Linked DNA regions of Homo sapiens: region 2 is linked to region 1. Evidence: read pairs that join two places in POLR2A ChIA-PET (ENCODE). Cell type or tissue: Caco-2. All regions are shown on one strand. Links, peaks and the distances in the headings refer to the core of each region. The heading gives the core; the rest is flanking DNA.

What was found. Peaks named below come from ENCODE experiments on the same cell type or tissue, not always from the same donor. Only the 100,000 strongest peaks of a DNase experiment are listed, where the experiment ranks them.
Region 2: POLR2A ChIA-PET joins it to region 1 with 9 read pairs; 2 of 35 experiments call an interaction of 5 or more read pairs at or near these places.

Annotation. Positions count from the first base shown.
Region 1 is chr13:98,392,095-98,409,937 of GRCh38, forward strand. FARP1 (FERM, ARH/RhoGEF and pleckstrin domain protein 1) reads left to right here. Exons shown (of 27, transcript NM_005766.4): 12 at 1,549-1,624; 13 at 3,133-3,382; 14 at 17,244-17,431. Among named protein-coding and RNA genes, the nearest start is that of FARP1-AS1, 35 kb to the right of the region's middle. In Caco-2, for the core only: no CTCF peak of the experiment used is centred there; no DNase peak of the experiment used is centred there.
Region 2 is chr13:99,032,015-99,037,014 of GRCh38, forward strand. It overlaps a transcript of DOCK9 not described here. Among named protein-coding and RNA genes, the nearest start is that of DOCK9-DT, 52 kb to the right of the region's middle. In Caco-2, for the core only: a CTCF peak has its summit at 2,034 (motif pointing left); a DNase peak (open chromatin) is centred at 2,577.

The DNA.
Region 1 (17,843 bases), core at 6,485-11,484:
AGCTCTGGTAATTTCCCTTCTCCCCTCCCCAGAGGCAGCTGCCACATTTAGGCTCCTTTCTGTATGCATATTACTGCATCCCAAAAGAGTGTGTAGAATTGCTCTGGAGGCCGGGCACAATGGCACATGCCTGTAATCCCAGCACTTTGGGATGCCGAAGTGGGTGGATCACTTGAGCTCAGGAGTTTGAGACCAGCCTGGGTAACATGACGAAAGCTCATCTCTACCCAAAAAAAAAAAAAAAAAAAAAAAAAAATTAGCTGGATGTGGTGGTGCATGCCTGTGGTCCCAGCTACTTGGGAGGCTGAGGTAGGACGATTGCTTGAGCCTGGGAGGTCAAGGCTGCAGTGAGCCAAGATTGTGCCACTGCCCTCCATCTCTGGGCCACAGAGCGAGATCCTGTCCCAAAAAAAAAAAAGAGAAAAAAGAAAAACTGCTCTGAGTGTGTTCTTTTCATTCATATAAGTACTCCCATATATAATTCTGCATCTTGCTTTTTTAATACTACCTTTTTTTTGAGATCTGTTTTAAGGGCCATACAGTAGTATGAAGATACTACACTGTATTTCTCTGATTGCCTATTGAGAACCATCCAGATTATTTCAGTATTTTGTTTTGATTTTGCTGAAATAAACCTGCTTCTGTGGCCATCCCTGCATCTTCCTTCTACCACAAATCTGTGGTGCTTTCTCATGCCCTGTCTCTATAAATGTCATGTTCAGGAGGTTTTTTTCAGGAGGTTTTTTTTTTGGAGATGAATCCCATAATTTTCCTGGACAGTCAATGGTTAGTATTTGAAAACCATGTAAGAAATAGCCCAGTTCTCTCTCTGATTCAGAATGTGGATCTCTAGAGCTTTTCTGTGCTAACCTGGAGTATTTTGAAGAAGAGCTGGATGTGCCTGGGAATAGAATCTATATTTACACAGTCTCATGAATTTCAGGACCTGAGCATTTCAGTGCCTGTTTGATGGGGAAAAGGGGAATAGGCAGACTGAGAGGGAAGAGATGAAAGAGACGTGTCAAGATGCTGTTAAAGTCAGTTCCTTCTACTGTTGAGGGCAGGCCTTTTCCTCTGAACTTACCGCTTTGATAGAGTGAGCGGATGAGTGGTAATTGCCTCTGTTATAGAACTGATCCAGAAAATAATTACCTAAAGTACATGAATTGATTTCATATTGTCAGACCATAGCTTGCTATTCAGAGCATGGGAGGGCGCAGCCACATCCTCCCTCCTCTGTGACTTTCCCCTTAACTAGAAAGGTCCTGCTCAGTTGCTAAATGTTTCTTCACGAGCTGCACCGTGAGAACTACAACAAGGGCTTCTGAGAATTTCTCCGAGATTTAAGTAACCCTTGAACCATGCAAGTGCTATCAAAGGATGACTGCGTATGTTTCCAAGTAGCATTTGTAAAGGCGGCTCTGGGTACCATCATTATTGAGGAAGGCACTAATACGTCCAACAAAAGGACTTTTGTTTCATTTAAAACCAAGGAAAAAGAAACAAAAACCTCACCTAACTTTAATGATCTTGTGTGATTTTTCCCAGGAAGCACAGCAAGATTCATTCTATCCGGAGCCTTGCTTCACAGCCTACAGAACTGAATTCGGAAGTGCTGGAGCAGGTCAGTGATGGCGCTGTCCTATGATAACTCTGCTTTTCCCCACACTTCCTCCACGGAGCCCTGGGCTTCAGAGCGGGCTTTCTTGTTCTCTGTCCTTTCCTTTGGGGTTTTTAGCAGATGAGAATCTGATTATGGGCCTTGGCTTTGACCAGATATAGGCTTTGTGCCATGTGCCGGCAGCCTGGGCTCAGAGGCCGTGGAGTGTGTTGTGTTTTCAGCTGCCTTCTCATCTCCCATGCGGTGCTCTAAGCCACTGAGAACTCAGCTCAGCGGCGGAACCATCGCGGCAGTGGGCAGAGCTGAGACTGACTCTCCAGCTAAATGGGTCCACTTGGGAAGAGATGGGGACCCGCTTTGTAACCAATGGGTGTAACTCCTGCCTGGTGCCAAGGCCAGAAGCCTTTGCTGGCACAGAACTGGTCGGCGAGTTCCCAGAGCTTGTATTACAGGGCAGTGACCACAATTGGCAGTAAGAGACATTATCACTCTTGCTCTGAGGGTGGCAAAAGCTCGTTTTCCCTGGAGTTGGTCTCTGGGTAAGTTCTCAGGGCTTTCTCTAAAAGAGAAAAAGAAACTTGGGGAAGAATATAAAGGAGGTTTCATCGTGTGAATCCAAAAAAACCCCTTTCCCCGTCCAGGCTGCCCTGAGAAGTATAAGCAAACATGTCCTTTGTCGTTTTTCTGATGACTGTGTCAACTTGCCTTCAGGGGTCCCTGATGTGCCTGCCCATCCTTCCCTGGAGACCCCCTGTGGGCTGGAAGGGCCGTCTTGTTCCGTAGAAGCTTTACAAGCCCAACATGAGCAGGACGTGGTGGCTGGCGCCTGTAATCCCAGCACTTTGGGAGGCCAAGGCGGGAGGATCACTTGGCCCCAGGAGTTCAAAGCCAGCCTGGGCAACGTAGACCCCAGTCTCTATAAAAAAATTTAAAAATTAGCCGGGTGTGGTGGCACATGCCTGTGGTCCTAGCCACTTGGGAGGCTGAGGTGGGAGGATTGCTTGACCCCAGGAGTTCAAGCGCAGCCTGGACAACACAGGGAGACCCCATCTCTACAAAAAAAATTTTTTTAATTAGCCGGACATGGTGGCGCAGGACTGTGGTCCCAGCTACTTGGGAGGATTGCTTGAGCCCAAGAGGTCGAGGCCGCTGTGAGCTGTGGTTGCAGCACTGCACTCCAGCCTAGGTGACAGAGTAAGATCCTGTCTCCCCCTCCAAAAAAGAAAAGCAAAGCAAACCCCAGCATGAGTCGGCGGGTCCTGGAAAGCAGAGACCGGGCCGGGCTTGTGCTGCCGGGAACAGTGCTGTCAGCCGCCACGCCCTGAAGGAACCTTCTGGATCATGCCCAGATGTGCCTCCGTGATTGCTGCTAGGCCAGAGAGCTCCGGGGCAGTTCTCCCGCCGCAGAGGCCTCGGGTGTTCTTGCCTGGCTCTCCTTTTCTGTTTTCAGCCTTGGAATAACAGTCTCCCTCTTCTCTATCTCTCCGCACCTTTTTCCCCACCCCACCCAGTCTCAGCAGAGCACCAGCCTTACATTTGGAGAAGGTGCCGAATCTCCAGGGGGCCAGAGCTGCCGGCGAGGAAAGGAACCGAAGGTTTCCGCCGGGGAGCCGGGGTCGCACCCGAGCCCTGCGCCGAGGAGAAGCCCCGCGGGTAACAAGCAGGCGGACGGAGCCGCCTCGGCGCCCACGGAGGAAGAGGAGGAGGTCGTTAAGGATAGGACCCAGCAGAGTAAACCTCAGCCCCCGCAGCCAAGCACAGGTCCAGCATCCCGGGCTGCCAGAGGCAGCAGTACTTCCATTCCTTTCATTGACTGCAGTGACGTAGATAGCGAATACGACCTTCTTAGAGAACAAGCGTCCCGATCCCGGTCCCGATCCCGGTCCCGGTCCCAAACAAATGACAATTATGAGGGTGATCTGACCAGCGGTGTCTATCTGCTGTCCAGGGAGGAGGGGCGAAGAGAGGCTGGGCGTAGGGCTTCCCCGCACTCTGCGAAGTCCTCCCGGCCTCCTTCCGGAGAATTCCTTGATGACGATTCAGCAGACATCACCTTTGATATGAGCGGGAGCCCTCGACTCCCAAGGCATAGCTCTCTCATAGATGAAATGTTCAAGGGCTCGGCTGGTCACAGCCCCCTGGCCACCCCATTGTCTCCCAGCAGCAGCAGTTCAAGTCCAAATATGAGTTGGGACAGAACTGGGTCTCAAGGCTATGTTTCGGAAAATGGACATGACCATAGAGAGGGGAGTATGGGAGAAGACACTCTCCCGGACCAGGGTCCTCCTTATGAACGCTGGTCCCCCACCTCGCCAAGGCCATACATGCGGAATCTTCCTGGTAGATGTAATAAGTCAGAGACAGATCCACTCATCCTTAGCCAGGTAGCATTTACCCCGGAGGCCATGGATGGGCTTGGTGGCCGTGGGAAGTGGGGGCAAGCCAGCGCAGCTGCTCCCGAGGGTAGAAGCCTGGCTAATGGCACACCCCCCATGGGTGCAGCCTCTAAGGTCCCTGCTGTGCAGTCGGTGTGTGCCAGAGGCATGGCGGGGCAGCTGGCACCCCTGCAAGTGACCGAGGGCTCCACCAGCAGTGGGACTGAGTCCAGTGAGTCAGACTCTGAGATGCTGATCCCCGGGAGTCAGCCCCTCATATTTGGTAACCCCGCAGTGCTGCGTTCCCCGTCCCTGCTGAGAAGCCGGGGGTCCTTGGGTGGCCTGCGTTTGAGTGAGGAACAGGAGGAGGATGAGTGAGGAACAGGAGGAGGATGAGTGAGGAGGCCAGGAGCCAAGTCTTCAGCCCGAGCAACCTGGGGTCACGAGACCAGGGTTTCCCTAAAGATCATCTGTTCTAGTGACTCATTCATTTGTAGTCTACATTTGTTAGAGGAGATTTTGGACAGGCACATGTTTGAAAGAGTCTGCCTGACTTCTAAAATCGTTAAGAAAAACAAAACTTCACATAAGTGGCTTGCTTTCCAGAAAAGGTGGGCAAGATAAACAGCAAGTCCTAATGACAAGTTCTCAGGAGCTTGTTTATTTTGCTGGTTGAAGGCTAGGAAGAAACACTTTATTATGAATCCGATCATGTGTATAGTGTGTTATATTTATATGGCAATTTTCTGTGTATGTTCAATTATGCAGCTCACCCTCCTGTTGGTTGAGAGTTTGAACTGAAGCATCCTTGAGATTACAGAAAAGGGTTTCCCATTCTCCCCTTCTTTAAAAGGAGGGCTGCTTTGTCCATGCCTCATGAAGTGAGGAATTGGCACTATTCAAGGCCAAATGTAAATTGATAGCTAGTTGAGATTATGTTGGTGAAATCTTTCGTCAAGAATAATGAATATTTTAATGGGAAGAATTTGGGGTTATTTCTGCTTCCCAGGCTTCCTGTGAAATACTAGAAAAGTTGTCAAATCTTCATGAATTGTGATCTACTAGGGATTGCTGGTTTGGTTTAGGTTTGCATTGGTGGATCATATTGTTATGTTTTAAGAAGTACAATTCTGCCTCTCAGAATCTCTTGGTGAAACTGAAATCCTATTGAGTGTGGATGCAGGGAAGAGCAACACCTTGAAATAGGCACTGTTGTCACCAGTAGGTCAACAAACTAAATGCCTGCCTTTGAATTGTGTACAGCGCAGAGAAGGACTGTTTTCCAGCATGGTTGCTCTTGGTTGGTGTACAGACACAGTCTTACCATTCACACTCTGGTGAACAGTGTCCTCTGTTGGGAATAGTGATACTTGGATGTTTCTCTGAGCCAGAAAAAAGAAAATGTAAGGAGAGAGAGATTGACTTCTTTTTAAATCTTGCCCACCAGTGTCACTGCCTTTCACCCAGCATTCCTGCATTTTAGATTAAAGAGCCTGGTTTTCACTTGAAGTTTCTCTGCCTTAGCTGCACGTTGCAATTTTCTGAGATATTTTAAAAATTAGTGATGCCGGGACCCTGACCCTAGGGATTTTGATCTCATTGGTCTTGAGTGCTCCTTGGGCTTCCCAGCTGTTTGTACTGGGCAGCCAGGGTCACTTCTTACCCAGGCTGTCTCGAATCTAGTGGAATACAGTAAAAGTGTTAGCTAAATTTTTGGCTTGCTTGCAGAGTAAGAAAAACATCACAAACAAACTGCTTTTTCTTGATGCCTGTGATTTGTACTTTTCAGCCTTAGGTACTTTTTTTTTTGAAAAAAAAAAAAAAAAAAAGATAAATTGTAGAATAAAATTTTTAGATCCTAAGTAACTACAAAATTATTGAAAAGAGTCCTAACAAGGATAGCTCCCTGATGTGCCACCATACCAGGGCCTCACTGGGCTCATCACGCGACCCGATCACAAGGGAAGCACCAGGCGTGCTTAGGACACTGAGTAGAATTTGGCAGCAGCATAGAAAATGGAGGAGGATCGGCTCGTCTCATTGACAAATGATATCTGTCCACATGAATGTCCAGAAGTCGGTTTTAAAGAGTCTGAACACTTAATCCATTTTTATACAGACTTTTTTTGTTTTGTTTTCCTAATCATTTGATTCAGTGCCTGATTGAATCAAGCTGATTGTTGGATCGTTTGAGAGTTGTTCATTGAAGTAGTCTATTTACGCCTTGCTTTGAATTTATATATTTAACCAGAATCACAGAATTTTTAAACTGGAAGGGACCTCAGAGGTTCTTCTGGGCAAACCTTCATTTCTTCTGAAAAAGTTAAGTGACTTTGCATAACTAATACAGCTATTGCATGACAAAGCTGAAACTGTAACCTCGTCTCTAGGCTTCACTTTTTTAATCTCTGTGATATCTTGGTGCAATAGGAGCTTTTTGATTCAATATTTTAATTTTGGAGAGTCATATGAATTAATAATTCAAATCGGATGTGGAGACTAGTGATCAAGTAGACTTAGGCAATTACAGGCCATAATAGGTGGGAAGAACTACTTCTTTTTATATGGTGAGGGTTTTGCAGTTATAACACATTTTTGCATAATCTGTTCAGACATAGGAAAAATGTCAATTTGCTATGAGTGTTCAGTGAAGTGTGAGTTAAACAGAGCCAAGTGTGGAATCCTGTGGTTTATCTGTGAAAGTGGTTTGTTCAAATGAATTTTCTTTTTCCCTCTAATTATACAGCAGTCTGGTAATGAAATACGATTGAGCACTAGGTATGAACTTACACAGCGTATGACAGGAATCGTCAAATGTAAGCATCCCCGAGCAAAACACGCTTCAATCATTATTTTGTTTTGCTTTTTCCTACAGCAGTGATTTTTATCTAAGTATTTTAAGAGCAGTTGATCAATGGCAGTATACTCAGTTGTGTATTGATGAGATTTTTCACTTTAAGAGTTGCTCATAGAGTTTTTCCCTCACTGGCTTTGTACCAGGCAAGCAACTTAATTTCTGCTTCTTGGCCAGTATTCACAAAAGCAGCAATCCTGGTGTAATTAATGGTGCTTACAGTTTGTTTAAAGGCTGTTTATCATACATCCTGATGTGCTGCGAATAGTCACTACTTGCCTCAAGAGGAGCTTGTCCTATGCTAATAAAGATTCTATAACATTGGCCAAAGGGTCCGTTTATACATTCTTTGAGCCTGGTGGAGCACGTTTGCTGAGGTGATGTGGTCTCCTCAGTGTCACTGTGAAGAGCTCAGTCAGGAAAAGCCAGCAGCATCTACCCTGCCACCCTCCAAACCTTCTGACTTTGGGGAGACTCCAGTCCCCCAGGTCTTTACCCAGCCTGCAGATCTCATTCTAGCTTAACAAGGGCATGCGTGTGCATGAAGTTGAACTAAGAGTGGAGGAAGGCCAGAGGTAGGGTTGGGTGTGATACTAGGTAGCAGATATTACAGACTTCTGAATGCATTCAGATTTCCAAAGGGTTTCCTGAGACCTCTCAACCAATCTTTCTAGGACAATAGCTAGTGTAGGGGTCTCCTGACTCAATAGGGGACCCAGGCCTTCAGATACCAGCCACTCACTGGCTGCTCTGTGACGTGCTATCTTAAGACCGTGAATGGAAGACAAGCCCTATGTAAACACAAATCTTAAAGCCACTGTTGGCTACTCGAGGGCCTCCTTGTGCTAATATCTTTTGTTGGATATTATTTCAAAATATGTGAATTTTAGACCCTTTTGTGGTTGCCTTTGCTGCCGCTTGTTAAGGGCAAAATAAAAACGCAAGAAATTCTTTTAGCATGAAGAAATACATTTAATGAGCTCCAGAACTCAAAATAAATGGCTTCAGCTCCTTGAACAGTCATCTGTATGCCATTGACAATATTTTATTAGATAGGCGTTTAATTAGAGGAAGTCTGTGGGCCAGATTCTTCCCTGCATGTGTGATTCATATTTGGAAATTTCTGATTTATCTCCCCCCAATTGTGCCATGTGGCCTGCACTTAAAATGTAAGTAATTCTGATTTTATTCTCAAGAACTTATTTGAAGATTCAAGCCAAGCAATGCTGAAAAAAGCTAGGCCTGCAAAACTAAAACATAGCACGAGCCTCTCAAAATTTCCACCAAATATACAAAATCCAGTCTGCTCTGAATGTGCATCAGAAACTCAACTTTGGTTATTAGCCCTGGAATTTGGTGCCAAAAACAAAAATTTGGTTTTGTTGTCAAGCAATTTCTAAAGGAAGAAACAATGTAAATATTAATCTGTCATTTTAAATGTTGTTGAAACTGCCATGAGTGTGCACACAGCTCTCTGTTTCATACCTGTAATCAGTATTCGCATGCTTTCAGTCCACTGTTTCTACTTAAAGCATTATTCCGTATTTCAGCACAGAATGACTTTGGTGAAACTGTAGCTGTTAGTGAGTAATTGCGTTACAGGCAGACCCAGTCTTAAATTAACAAATCTGGGTTCCCTTAACTATCAGGTTTATGTTGGTTTTATTTGCTTCTATCTGGATCCCTTCTCTTTGCCTGGGACCTTATTCTGATTAGCTAGATTTTTAAGAGCTTTTAAAGTTACATTCCCCAGAAAGACTTTTTTTCTCTGGACTTTCTCTTTTATGGTCTGTAAACATTTCTCCTCTGATGGTCATGGACTTAGTTCTAAGACTGGCCTTCCTCTAGTGTGATGGTATGAGTCTATTCTATTGCTGCTAAATTTTACAAATTGAACTGCAGAAGAGTCTTTCTAGGTAATCCCTGTAACAGAGCAAGTTTCTTTGAACCCTAGCCATGTATGTGTAGTGTTCCATTATTGGAACGCTAAGCATGTGGGAGTTATTTATATCTTACTGCTCACGGTCATCATCAAGGTCTGATTACAAAAATTCAAAAAATTACAACCTCAGGCATAAATTTAAAGAGGTGGCCATTTAAAAATAATCCGTTGCTACCATTTCCACTTAAAATGGTAGCTCTCTGATGAGTTTTATATTGGCTCTCTGTTAGCCAAGCCCGTAAGAGCATATGGAGAGAAAGGTACGATTGAATGAACTTCTGTGAGCGGCATAAAGACATTTACTCTGACAACATTAAAGAATTTACTGGTACTGTTTTTTTTCCTTGTTAGTTTAATTCCATCTGTTTCTGTTTAATTGAGTGAAACTTAATAAAAATGGTGTCTCTAGTGAGCACATGTACACACCTCTCCCAGTTGTTGGGATTTAAAATGAAGCTGTGACTTTTAGGCCAAAATTAGCGTGACACTTAATATAACAGTTTTCTTTCTATTAAAAAATAATGACAAAACACACACACACACACACACACAATCTGTATGATGATTTGGCCTGGAGTTGTAGACATCACAGATCAAAAGTGGCCTGGTGCTAGCTGTTTGGGTATATCCTTGAAAAGGGCAACTTTGTCATTTCCTAGAGTAACCTAGAGAGAGATTTCCAAGCATTTCCCCATGAACAGAAGTGGTAAATGCTGATTTATTGTGCCATATGTGTGTTTGGGAGGAGGGGAGATAGCGTCTTGTTTTGAAAAAAGTTCTCACTTCATAAAATAAACTGCACACCACTCCAAAAAAAAAAAAAAAGATGAAACCTCAAGCAGGAGGAACTTTTTTATTTAACCCCTAGTGAAAGCAATTAAACGTCTTGGTAGATGCTAGGGAAGAATTAGAAAATCTTCTTTTCCTGAAAGCTTTAAACATTGAATAGACTCTGATTTATTCAGGATCATTTCGGTGTAGATTGGCCACTCGACACAGACATCACAGCATGGTAGCCTCGAAACCAAGCCTTCAGCATCTTCTCGGCGCCCGGTGTTGGAGTGTTACTTGGAGTGGAGGCAGTGCATTTGCATCTTCATGTAGTCTCCAGATCAGGTTACTCTGATTTGTCTTGGAGTGGCTTTCTGTTTGAAAGTAGGGAAGATTAAAAATCAACTTGCCACGGGATATCTGATCTCCATGAGTAGTTGAAAGCCAGTCTAAAAGGTTAACTCTACAGGGCCGGCGCCGCCAGTGCGGTCATGGAAAATCGTGCTGTGAGATACTGGAGTGTGCTGCTGGGGCCAGGTGCAGCAATTGCAGAATGTTGAGGAGTGAGGAGTAGTTAGAAATCACTGCAACATGGAAAAGCACACAGACCAAGGACGCTAAGGAGGGAGCGAGGACTACCGGGCAGGTGTGCGTGTGTGGAGTAAAATGCATCGGACAGTGATTGACTCCACTTTTGAGTGAGATGTGGAGGCGGTAGTGGTGTGGGGGTTGTGAGGGAGTGAGTCTGCTTTATTATGAATCAGGATTGATAGCTGGCCTTAAAGTGGGAAATGATAGAAGGGTCACTTAGGAGCCTGCAGTGGCATGGTGACCAGTCTGTTATTACTCATAGATGACCTTTTCTGGCTCTTGAAACCAAGCTAACGACTCCTTTTTCTTCTGGGCCTCAAAGTTTCTTTGTAGGAAGTAAAGCATTTGTCACTTTCCCTGCAGTGATTTATTGAAAGACTGAAGATAGGTCTTCCTTAGTTAAGGACGCACACTGGCTGCTCGCTCCAGAAGCACCAAGAATGGCTGATGGATAAATCCCTTACCCATACTCCTGTTTCTGCCTCCTAAGGTTGCTGTGAAAACCTAACTAACCAAACCTCACCAGCTTGGCCTATATTATTAATCAAATTCCCTTCTGTTCTCTCTGTGTGTATATTTAATACTGTAGATAATATGTTTTATTTAAAATTTCTAATACACCAAATTAATTTGAAATAGAAAAGGCTGGGGACTTCATTCTCATTTTTGTCATTTGTTTAATCAGTTTGGGAAAACATTTTCCGTTGTTCCATTGTATGCAGTGTCTTGTCAGCATGTACCTATCTAGGAGAAAACGCTTTGTTTTCAGCGTTCTGTCTTTACCCTCAAAGCATGGTGTAGCTTCTGTTCTTACACTGTTGGAGCACTGTCTGATGTCTTTTTTTTTTTTTTTAACACTGCTGAATACCAATTTGTACTTGGAATACCTCTTTCCTCTAGAATACAGTGATCCTATTCCCCAAAGTGCAAGCTTTCATGTGGAAGCATCCTAAGTGATCGTCCTGGGTGATGCCATATTTCACTAAAGTGGGAAAAGAAGAGGTGAACTTTGCTCTTCCAACAAGGCTTGCACTTTATACTTTGGGCAGTGCATGGGAGAAGGGGGGCCCTTAGAGGTGAGCAGGATCACTGTAGCTAGAGGAGAGGTCTCACTGAAACAGAACGCATCTGTGACTGTAGCTTGCATGGAGAGCCTAGACAGCCAACCATGGATTTGCCTTTATGTTTTGAATGGAAACATCTATTTCAATTGGGATAGAAACCTTTACCTATGTCATATCTGTAAGAGAATTTAGCTTATAGATATGTAGATACGTGTGTGTGTTGCTGGGTGGGGAAGTGGGTGGGAATGTAGAAAAGGCCTCACCTGACTTGGTCCCAGTTGGCTTCTGATGGCCAAGGAGCTGTTTTTCATTTTGGTGGGCACCCAACATGTAGGTTCTCACAGATGCTGTCTGGTTTCTTCTTCTCTCCATGGCGGAACAATGAAGTACGTCAATAAAGCATGGACTCATACCACTGGGAAGAATGCTGGCTTCTCCAGTAACAATGAGCTTGGTGGTTCTTTGAGCATGGAAGGCCAAGCTCATGTCACAGTGTATGCACGGTATTAATATATCTCTTGTTGATCTAAACTGAAGGGGCTTTTACTTGTCCTAACAGGTATCATGCTGTAAAAACTGTCCATTGTAACTGTTCTTTCCCACTGATGGCTGAAGCTTTGTCCTGAGTACAAGATGGTATTTTTCATTGGTACGAAGCACCATGTTCCCAACCCAAACACTGCCTCCACCACCACCACCACCACCATCACCACCACCACTGCTACTACCAACATCACCACCACCATCACCACCACCGTGTTCAAACAAAGCAGCATTCTCCTGTGTCTTTTCCTCATAAGTAAGAACAAGGTAGCACATTCATTTTTCCATTAGTGCATTTCAATTCTTTTCCTGCAAGTTGCATTGCTATTGCTTTTCTGAATTGCTTGATGATGAACTGTGAAGCTGATGCTTAGCTGCTTGTGAAACTTTTCTTAAAGGAACTGGGTCTAAGAAGCACACATACATTACCCTCAACAACCTCAGGTATCAAGAAGAGGACCACACTGCTAACATGGGTAATCCTATAACCTGGCTTTTCTTGTGGAACTTTGTAATTTCTATAAAATACCGCCAGCTTTGCGTATTCCACTGAGCCCCAACTTAGATATCAGACGCTAGTGAGTCCTGCCTATTCAGGAAGCTACGTATTATTCAGCATAATACTGCCCTTTTTTTTGATAACTGGCTTTCAAATGGGATAATCTCAAGAGAGGTTTCATTGTATCCTCTTAGAGCGTATGGATTTAAATAGAGCCTTTCAAAAAAATAGATGAAAACCTACATCTCTAATATATTTCCTACTTGGGCCTTTTGAGCATATTCTGGGCACATAGAGAGAAAATCTCCTATGTTTTAGAACAGAATAAAAGAAGACAAATTATGGTAGATAAGTGGCACCCAGAAGATTGCAAAATAAATAATTTTATGTGGGGGAATATTGAAGAAAAAGCATAGAAACTTTTTTATAATTGCACTTTAAAATTTTGGAAAAGAAAAATTGAGAATGCAATCAGTAGTCTCATTTTTGTCAGTATTCTGTCAGATATTAGCTATTCAATAAGCATATCTTGGATTACTATTTTTTTAGTTGTCAGTTTTTCTAGTTTCCCCCTTTATAGGAAAAAATAATACCTATGTGGTTAAAAACTGAGACCCATTTAAAAAACAGGACAGGTACAGTTAAGTACTAGAAATGCCGTTTTTATCACTTGAAAAATAGATTAGAAATGTTTTTCTTTTCCCAGAATTGTGTGAGTTTGTTTTGAAGCCTTGAATACCGGTACATGGTTAACAGGCAGCTTGTGCCCAATCCCAAAGCGGGAAGAAAGGCCTGGCTTTGGCTCACTGATGATAAAGTCTCCTCCCACTGCCTTTCAGCAGCTCTGCCGAAGAGCTGATCAAGATGCTGCAAACCCAGCTTCCCCAGACCGGCCAAGAGGGAAGAATGATGAGCGTGTTTTAAATTACAAAGAGAGAGCAGCGCAGGCAGTTTCTGGTCTGGGTGATAAATTGAAATCCATAAATATAGCAGTGCTAATTTGAAGTTCCGTAATTGTTTGTGCCATGAGAATGTGTACATTTGAAAGGATTTTATAAAGCAATTACTAGAAATGCCTCCCTTGAGAGCTGTATGACTGGAGGTGTTTTCAGTCTGAGGGGGGCAGCATAAACCCAAACCTCTTCTAGATGAATGGCAGGGTGGCGGGAGGGGTCATGAAATCATGGGGAAGAGGTGAAGGATTTGAGAGCTACTAACCTGACATCTAACTGAATGCCTAAGAAATTGCAGGGCAATTTCAGGAAATAGGAAAAATAATTTTGAAAACATTCAAAGCCTCCAGACTTTCGGTGTGTGACTGATCTTTTTTCTAATCTCTTTAAACTTCTTTCCACCTATTGCCTTAATAGCAGGTGCTTCCTCTTAGGGTCCCCCCAAATTATTTACCTCGAGTTCCCTAATGAAATTACTTTGCATTAATTTGTCATAAAGGGAGAAGTGCTAGAAATACCGAGGCATTGATAATTTCATGGAGTAGCAATGAATGTCAGTCACAGTTTCCTCTCCCCGTTGCCCGGGGCTGTGCCTTCAAAGCAGGTGACAGACTGCAAGGTGTAAACAAGCTTTATAATGCCATATAAATCAAACCGGGCTCATTTTACCTAACAACAGAACCATGTTTGTTTGCTTTTTTGTAAAATGGACTACTTCAGTGAAAAATTGATTCCACGTAGTTCTAATAACTCTGTGACCTTGGACATTGGCTTTTTATAGACACAGCTCTTCCCACCTGCTGGTATGGACACCAGTTTGTACAGACTGTTGTCACACACCCTGGCTCAAAGTCAAAAGAGAATTTTAATTACTCATCAAGCTGCCAAATTCTACTAATTGCCCCCTTGTCAGCATATTTCATTAATTGCTGAAAGGTAAATGAGTTACATATTTTGTTTGGACCACGTCACCTGTACATTTTCAAAGCCTCGGATTGTTTATCTTGCAAAGAGAGAAGGGGCCTCTTCTCCACAGATGCAGCTCAAATTAGCAAAACTGAACTGTAGAGTTTCAGGCCTTTCCCTTCCTTAAAATGCTGATAGATTTCTAGACCAGACTTTGATATTTATTGGCTTCTTGGTCTTGCTGTTTAAACACACCCATTGCCCTTTCTTTCTTAGGCCCTATAAGCAAAGCTGGAGTAGCGTCTTGGGAAAAGGCCAACTGACCACCCTAATTTTGTCGTTCCAAGTCTGCAGAGCGCACATATTAAGTAGTTGTTACTGACATCTTTAGGCTCCGTGAGTGAAATGCAGCAAGCCTGCCCCCAGCAGCCTGTGGGCTAATCCTGAGCTGTTCCTTCGTTTAGGTACACAGGTGACCCTGAAGTTCCCACTCGGCCCTCTGTTTTCTGAGTCCTGTCTCCTCTGTAGCACAGTGGGGATTGTTCTGAACCGTGGCACGCCTTCTTGGCGAGGCAGGCTCTCTTATGGAACCATAGTCTGTTACCTCATTTCTTCCAACTGCTCTGTCCCCTAAATGTGTGTTCCCAGGTGCAGTGCAGCAAGGGTGCTCGCTGTTGGCCTTTGAGAGTGGAGGTGGCTGTATCGGAGTGTGCTCCCCCTACTTTTTCCCTTGCCCCGAGTGGCAGTTCTTTTCCTCTCTGTTGCCGGATGCTGTCTAGGGCCTGTTAGTTGCTATTTCCTTGCCTCCGCTCCCCTTCCCACTAGCCTTCTAACTACCTTTTATTCTCGGCTCCAACTCTTTCAATGATGAGGTGAATGCTTTTTCTGTTCCACGTCACTGCAAAGTCAAGGTGTCCAGCATGCTCTCACTTATAACTGCCTCACCCGATCTCACGCACAGTGCGAGAGCTGAAGGTAAGCCCCGGATGTTGCCAGATTACGGTGGACAAATAAAAAACAACTCTCCAACAGCAACTCACAAATGCATGAAATGTTTTAACCTCTAGACAGACTGCCAGAATTTCTCTCTTCTAATTCCTACTTGTAGTGATAACATTTTTCTTTTTGTGATTTTTTTTTTTTTAAATAATAGTGTAGTACCTTGAAACAACTGCAGTTCTAACTCATTGTCACCATTTCTGTTTGACACGTTCCACTTCCTTTGCAATTATTGTATTTAGTTGTGCACTAGTGTCAATAAAATTGACATTTGTGAAGCAATTTCTGGCCTTTTTCTCCGGGGTTTTCTGGGTCTGGTGGTGTTTCGGGTGATGGGGTCTTTGTCTAACACAAGGCTTCATGTTAGTGAGGTATATTAAAAAACATGAGGATTTAAAAGCAGAGGGATTTTAAAAATGCAAGCTTACTGAATCTGCCTTTTCCTCACATTTTCTAATCTTGCTATCCAAGGATCATTGCACTAACCAGTAGTCCGTGGGCAGGACGTCTGCCTTTTGTCATTCTCCAGGTACAGTGGATCTTCCTCCACTGTGTTGGCGGTGCTGCTGACTGCTCAACCTGGCACCAAGGGTGGGGGCTGGTGGTGGTTTCTCCAGGGTTCATTTATACTGGGACCAAATTCACCGCCCTTACTTCATCAGCTCCATTCTAGGTAGGCTGTTGTATCTTGTAATTCCAAAATGCACATGCATGACTCCAGAGGGTGAGAACAGATGACAGGAAAATGGGGGTGCTCCTAGAAAACCGCCCTCCACCTTTTCCCTTAGAGATCTTCAGCGTACCAAGTAGCAGCGAGCCTGAAACTGTAGACTGGGAAATTGAGAAAGCGCTGACTTTGTCTTTCCTTATCATGGTAGTAGACAGGACTGCAGGTTATTTTAACTTTGCTTACCTCATATTAGCTCTAGCAAATCTGCTTTATTAGTATAAATATAAGTGTTAGACAAAAACACTTAGGTTAGAAGTATATTCTGAAACATCCCATGTAGCTTCATTGGGTTGAGATACAGATATTTGCAAAAGTGTATTGGCAAAGAGTGTCCTATACATATCATCTCCCTTGGCTGACTCATAGCGGGTAATATATACTTTTTTTTTTTTTTTTTTTTTTTGAGACAGAGTCTCACTTTGTCGCCCAGGCTGGAGTGCAGTGGGGCGATCTCAGTTCACCGCAACCTTACCTACCTGGTTCAAGCAATTCCCCTGCCTCAGCCTCCCAAGTAGCTGGGATTGCAGGCACCCGCCACCATGCCCAGCTAATGTTTTTGTATTTTTGGTAGAGACGGGGTTTCATCATGTTGGCTAGACTGGTCTCAAACTCCTGACCTCAGGCAATCCGCCTGCCTCGGCCTCCCAAAGTGCTGGGATTACAGGCGCGAGCCACTGCGCCTGGCCACATTTTCATATTACTATGGTATCCTTTCTCAAGGACTCATGGTACCCTGTCACTTTTATCTTATAAAGGGAAATTGTGATAATATAATGACGTCTGCTTTTGCATGTTGAAGTGATCACATATGCCTGTAATGTGATGCTAGTGTTTCTGTCCCAAACAGTGAGAGACATGGAATGACATCACCAGGTATAACAAGCTTGCTTCTGTTCTTTGTAGAATGGGGAGTTAGTTGCTTGACCTTTCTGTTAGCTGTGACCCATTGTTACGGGACGTAGTGTGTCCTAAGTACAGCAGTTGCTTAGATGCCTGTTAGTATAGTTGTATTTTCTAATCATTTCCCCATGTCTCATTGTGACATAGACACTGTGTCTTTCTTGAGTAATTCTTAGAAGTAAGCAGTAGTTGGGAGATGAAATTCCTATTTCGGGATACACTATGCTTTTAAGCTATTTTAATTGCTATCTAAGCAGAGTTCTCTATCTTATCATTAATTACGTAATGAGGCTCCATTGAATCCTTCATACTTTGGTATCTTTATTAAGGCAGCTTTGACTTAGGAAAAAAACTAGAAAATAAAGAATCGCTTTAGGTTTGCCATGGCGGGGTAGTCAAATCTTACGATTTGAAAAAGGTGAAAGTAGTGAATAGAAATCAGGTCCCAGAAAAAAATTACTTTTTTTTTCTTTAAAACTTCTCATCCCCAAACAGGCTCCCTGACTGGCAGTCCTCACCTTTCCGAGCTGTCTGTGAACTCGCAGGGGGGAGTGGCCCCTGCCAACGTGACCTTGTCTCCCAACCTGAGCCCCGACACCAAGCAGGCCTCTCCCTTGATCAGCCCGCTGCTGAATGACCAGGCCTGCCCCCGGACGGACGATGAGGATGAGGGCCGGAGGAAGGTACAGGGCCGAGGGCTCAAGCGCGTGTGTGGCTGTGTGTGCACGTGTGTTTGTGTGAATTTTAAAAATTGTACTAAAATATACATAAGAGCAAAGGTACCATGTGAGCCATTTTCAAGTGTACAGCTTGCTGGCATTAAGTACATTCATGTTGTTGTGCCACTGTCCCGACCATCCATCTCCAGAACTTATCTTCCCAAACAGAAACTACATCCATTTGTCACTAACTCCTCCTTCCCCCTCCTGCCAGCCACTGGCACCTCATTCTACTTTCTGTCTCTATGAATTTGCCTACTCTAGGTACCTCATATAAGCAGAATCACCCAGTATTTGCCATTTTGTGACTGGCTTATTTCACTTAGCATTCTGTCTTCATGGATCATCCATATGTAGCATGGGTGAGAATTGCCTG
Region 2 (5,000 bases), core at 1-5,000, 630 kb after region 1:
TAACCAAAGAAACATCCTGATGATTCAAATTTCCTGGGGAGAACTAATGATAACCCATCAGAGTCATCAATGTGGGTCACTGGAGGTCACCAGGAGATCAAGGTACATTTTAATGCTAAGTGGCTTCAGTCCAAGGAGTGCCAATGAGATTATACACTGTTAAAACTGATTCCAGGCTGGGTGCGGTGGCTCACGCCTGTAATCCTAGCACTTTGGGAGGCCTAGGCAGGCCGATTGTCTAAGCTCAGGAGTTCGAAACCAGCCTGGGCAACATAGTGAAACCCTGTCTCTACTAAAAATACAAAAAAAAAATTAGCCAGAAGTGGCGGCGTGTGCCTGTAGTCCCAGCATCTTGGGAGGCAGAGGCAGGCGAATTGCTTGAACCCAGTAGGTGGAGGCTGCAGTGAGCTGAGATCACACCACTGCACTCCACACTTCAGCCTGGGCAACAGAGTGAGACACCATCTCAAAAAAAAAAAAAAACCTGATTCCAAAATTCATTCAAATATACGCACCCCTAAAACCCCTCTTTGGGAAAGATAAGGCTGAGGCTAGGTCCTCTTCCTCAACTGAAAGGGGAAGTACTATAAATTTATTAATTTATATGACATAAATTTATTAATTTACATGACATAAATTTATTAATTTACATGACATAAATTTATTAATTTATATGACAAATTAAAACAGAGTTGGTGTTTTGTAGCTTTCCACTTGAAATACAAAATCTGTATAGTTTAAAAGGAATACTTGAAGAGTCTGTTTCCAAATATCACAAACTCTTGTATTTGGCAAACAACAAGAATGTCAACCTATGTGAAAGTCTTTAATTTAGCAGATGTGTATTTAATTAAAAATTAACAGAAATCAGGAGTAGTGAGGTTACACATTCCCATAGTTCAAAGCTACCTAAAAATGGAAGTTTTAATTTCACTTCATTAAACACTTAGGAGCAGATTCCAGTAGTCTAAGTAAGACATCATTGGCTTTTAGGAACAAATGTGTCAACAACTGTTAAAGAATAGTTCCTTGTTATGAAACCTTAAAATTCTAGGACATATGATGTTTTAAGACATCTGAGTACAGGTAGCAGATTTAAACATACATAGCCACCTTCCTATCTATCAGTTGAGAACTAAAAACTAAAAAGCATTTTGATAACATGTCTAATTTCTTATATAGCATATCATTCAGGCAGGACCAGTAGTAGAGAAGGCAAAAAACAAATATTCCACCTTAGTTCTAAAACAGAAAATCTGAATATGAAAGACAGATAAGATTACAAGATATGGGCTGCTCTGGAAGGATCAACCAGGACCAATAAGTAAAAACTCTAATAACCAGTGTTGCCCTAAAATAGGATAAACCATTTGTGAGGGAATGAAACTACTGCCCCAAGGAGGGGTTCATGCATGAGCGGGAATGCCCGTGGGTGACGGAAGTATCACAAAGGCAAATGAACTAATGCCGTCAACAAACCCTCCAGTCTTCAGTGGGATGGATTTTCCATGTTGTAGACACTGTCAGCGAGTGCAGTTTCAAGTCAGGCAAAATGGAAGCTCGTGCATCTTTGATCGCGCAGGTGGTCTAAAGGGATGGCACAGAGGCCCAATATACCTAACCTGTAGAAGGCACATCTCACATCTCACCTATTGCAACAGTGATAAAAGTGAGGACACTGAGGCTTAAAGACGGTTAAAGACCAAAGTCACAGAGAACTAAAGTGTCTGAACTAGGACTTCTACTCTCACATCCCCAGACTTCAGATTAGAATTCTTTCTACTCTACCATGATGGTTTTCTGTCAGGTCCCAGAAGAACCTCAAATGCTCCCTACATATAGATGTGCTGAGTAAATAAAAGTTTTATATTTAGAGAGGAAAAAATAGAGATCAAAATGCCTGGCCAACTTCAGGGGGTCTGTGACATGGCTCTGATATGAACACCATGTCTTTTCTTCCAACTTCTAATCATGAAATATATTCAAACCAGCTGCTCCATCTAGTGGATTAATGGAAGATCCTCAGGATGAGAGAAAAGCACATTTTTAATACTGTTCAGCTCACACAACCCTAAAGCATTCATCTGCTATCCCATACCTCATATCCAAAATAGCAACACTAGAAAAGAGATTATGAAGATTACAAGCTTTCAGGAGTCAAGGATGAATTCATTCCAACTGGTTAAAACCATATTCCAAATTTGCTTCCTCCCTCATTTCCCCAGTTTCCCCCAACATAAGTACAGAGTCGGCAAAGCAGGTCACATCACAAGTCACTGAGGTAACAGCTCTCCAGTAGCACACCCAAGAGGTGTAACTCCAAACTGAAGCTGAAGCTCCCAGAGATTCCACAGCCCCTTGATATACTGTGTTTACTAATCATCTTAAGCCTAAGACCTTCTTTCCAAAGAGAACAATATGTGGTGGGAAAAACCCAGGCTCAGAAGTCAGCCAAAATTCCTGGTTCTGTCAGTTTCTGACTGTTGTAACCTTGAGTCAATCATTAAACTTCTGCCTCAGCTCCTCATCTGCAAAACATGGATAATGGCACACCCCTCAGGGGTGCCATGAGGATGGAGAGGTGACAAAAAGAATGCACCTAACACATTCCTGAAACACCGCAGCACTCAACGAACAGCAGAGACAGATAGGTGGACCTGAGTAGGCTCCAATTTAAGGGCCCTTTATCTGTTTTCCTTAATCTTCAAATTTCTATTTTAAAAAGGTAACAAAAATGGTGAGCAGAGTTGTTAGAAGACATAGAGATGCGTAATAATAAGGAACAGTGAAGGAACTGTGATTCGGTGTGGCCAGAACACAGGCAGTAAAGGTGGATGCCAGGAGTTGAGGTGAAACAGACAGGCAGTTCCTTGTAAGCCATATGGATGCATTTGGATGTCATCCAGCAATCAATGTGGAACCACCGGATTATCTTCCCATTACCCCAATCTGTCATATTCTAACACTGCTCCAAAACTTTCACAGTCACCTACTTCCTAAAGAATGAAGTGGAACAGTCTTAACAAGGTGGGTTTCTGAATCTGTGTTTCTGTCTTCTGTCTCAGCTTCCCATTTGGTATGTCAACTTTCATGTGCAGGTTTGCTCAAGACACGTGCTTTAAGATGCAGAAGAAAGATCAAATTCAATAACATTAATTATGAAACTTAAGTTGTGTCACAACTCTCAATCTCTCAAATTTGAATGAGCAGATTTAATATTAGTAAACATTCTGAACTCCAATCAAATGTAATGCAACACAAAACATGAATGAACACTATCAGAGACTGATGAATACCTCCCTCACCCCAACATCTATCCTTCCCTTTTGATATAGTAATAGCAGTGCTGGTGGGCCTCTGGCTACCCAGCCAAAAACTACATTTCTCAGTCTCTCTTGCACTGAAGTGTGTCTACTGGATTGGGTTCCAGTTAATGGGATGGTTAAAGTTAAAGCTAATGGGACGTGTTAAGTGATACGTGCAATTTTAAAGTCATGCACTTAAATGGGAAGGAGTACACCATTCCCATACCATCTCCCTTTTCTGCTACAAGGAAGTACTATGTGGAAAATGGCAGAGCAACAAGATAGAAGGAGCCTGGGACCCCAAAATGGTAGAGTCATCAATCAACCCTGAACTGTTTACACTTGGACTAAGAGTAAACCTAACTTCCATCCTTTATAAGGCATTGTTTTTTGATCTTTGTTAAAGTATATCCTAACTGTGATGCTTTCTTTTATGTGTCAACTTGGCTAGGCCACAGTACCCAGATATTTGGTCAAATACATGTGGATACTTCTGCGAAGGTAATTTTTAGATGAGATTAACATTAAATCAATAGACTGAGTAAAACAGATTGCCCTCCATAATCTGGGAGGGCCTCATCCAAGCAGTTGAAGACCTTAAGAAAAGGACCGACCTTTCCTGTGGAAGAAGAAATTCGGACAACAGACTCACTTTGAACTCCAATTGCAACATCAGCTCTTCTCTGGGTCTCCAGCTTGTCAGCCTTCCAAGCCTGCCTGCCTGCCTACCCTAGCCTCGCAATTTTGGACTTTTAAGCCTCCATGATCGTTTAAGCCAATTCCTTAAAATAGAAAGAAACATATGGATACATGGATGTATAATACATACACACATACACATCTTATTGATTCTGTTTCACTAGAGAACCCTATTATACTGTTACAAACGGAATATTTGTGCTCCCTACCCCACCAAATTCTTATGTTGAAACCCTAATCCCAACATGATGGTATTTGGAGGTGGGAACTTTGGGAGGCAATTAAGTCATGAAGGTGAAGTCCTCATGAATGGGTAGGTTTAGTGCTCGTATAAAGAAGAGGCCAGAGAGCTTGCTAGCTCTCTGTCTGCTATGTGAGAATACAATAGAAGTCATCCTTCTTTAACATGGAAGAGGGTCCTCATCAGAACCCAACCATGCTGGCACCATGATCTCGAACTTCTGGCCTCCAGAACTGTGAGAAACAAATCATTGTAGTTAGTAAGCCACCTGGTTGTTGGTTTTTTGTTTTGTTTTGTTTTTGAGACAGAGTCTTGCTCTGTCACCAGGCTGGAGTCCAGTGGAGTGATCTTGGCTCACTGCAACCTCCGATTCCCTGATTCAAGTGATTCTCCTGCCTCAGCCTCCCGTAGCTGGGATTACAGGCACACACCACCATGCCCAGCTAATTTTTGTATTTTTAGTAGAGACGGGATTTCACCATGTTGGCCAGGATAGTCTCGATCTTCTGACCTCGTGATCCGCCCACCTCGGCCTCCCAAAGTGCTGGGATTACAGGTGTGATCCACTGTGCCCGGCCAATGGGATTTTTTTTATAGCAGCTGGAGCTAAGACACTAACACCGAAACAACTAAGACATCTGAAAACAAACATTTTGTCCATTCAGCAAATATTTGGACCTAGTGTGTGCCAAGCATAGTATAGGCTCTGCAAATATAATTGAGAATAAGATACAGTTTCTGCCCTCATAGAGCTC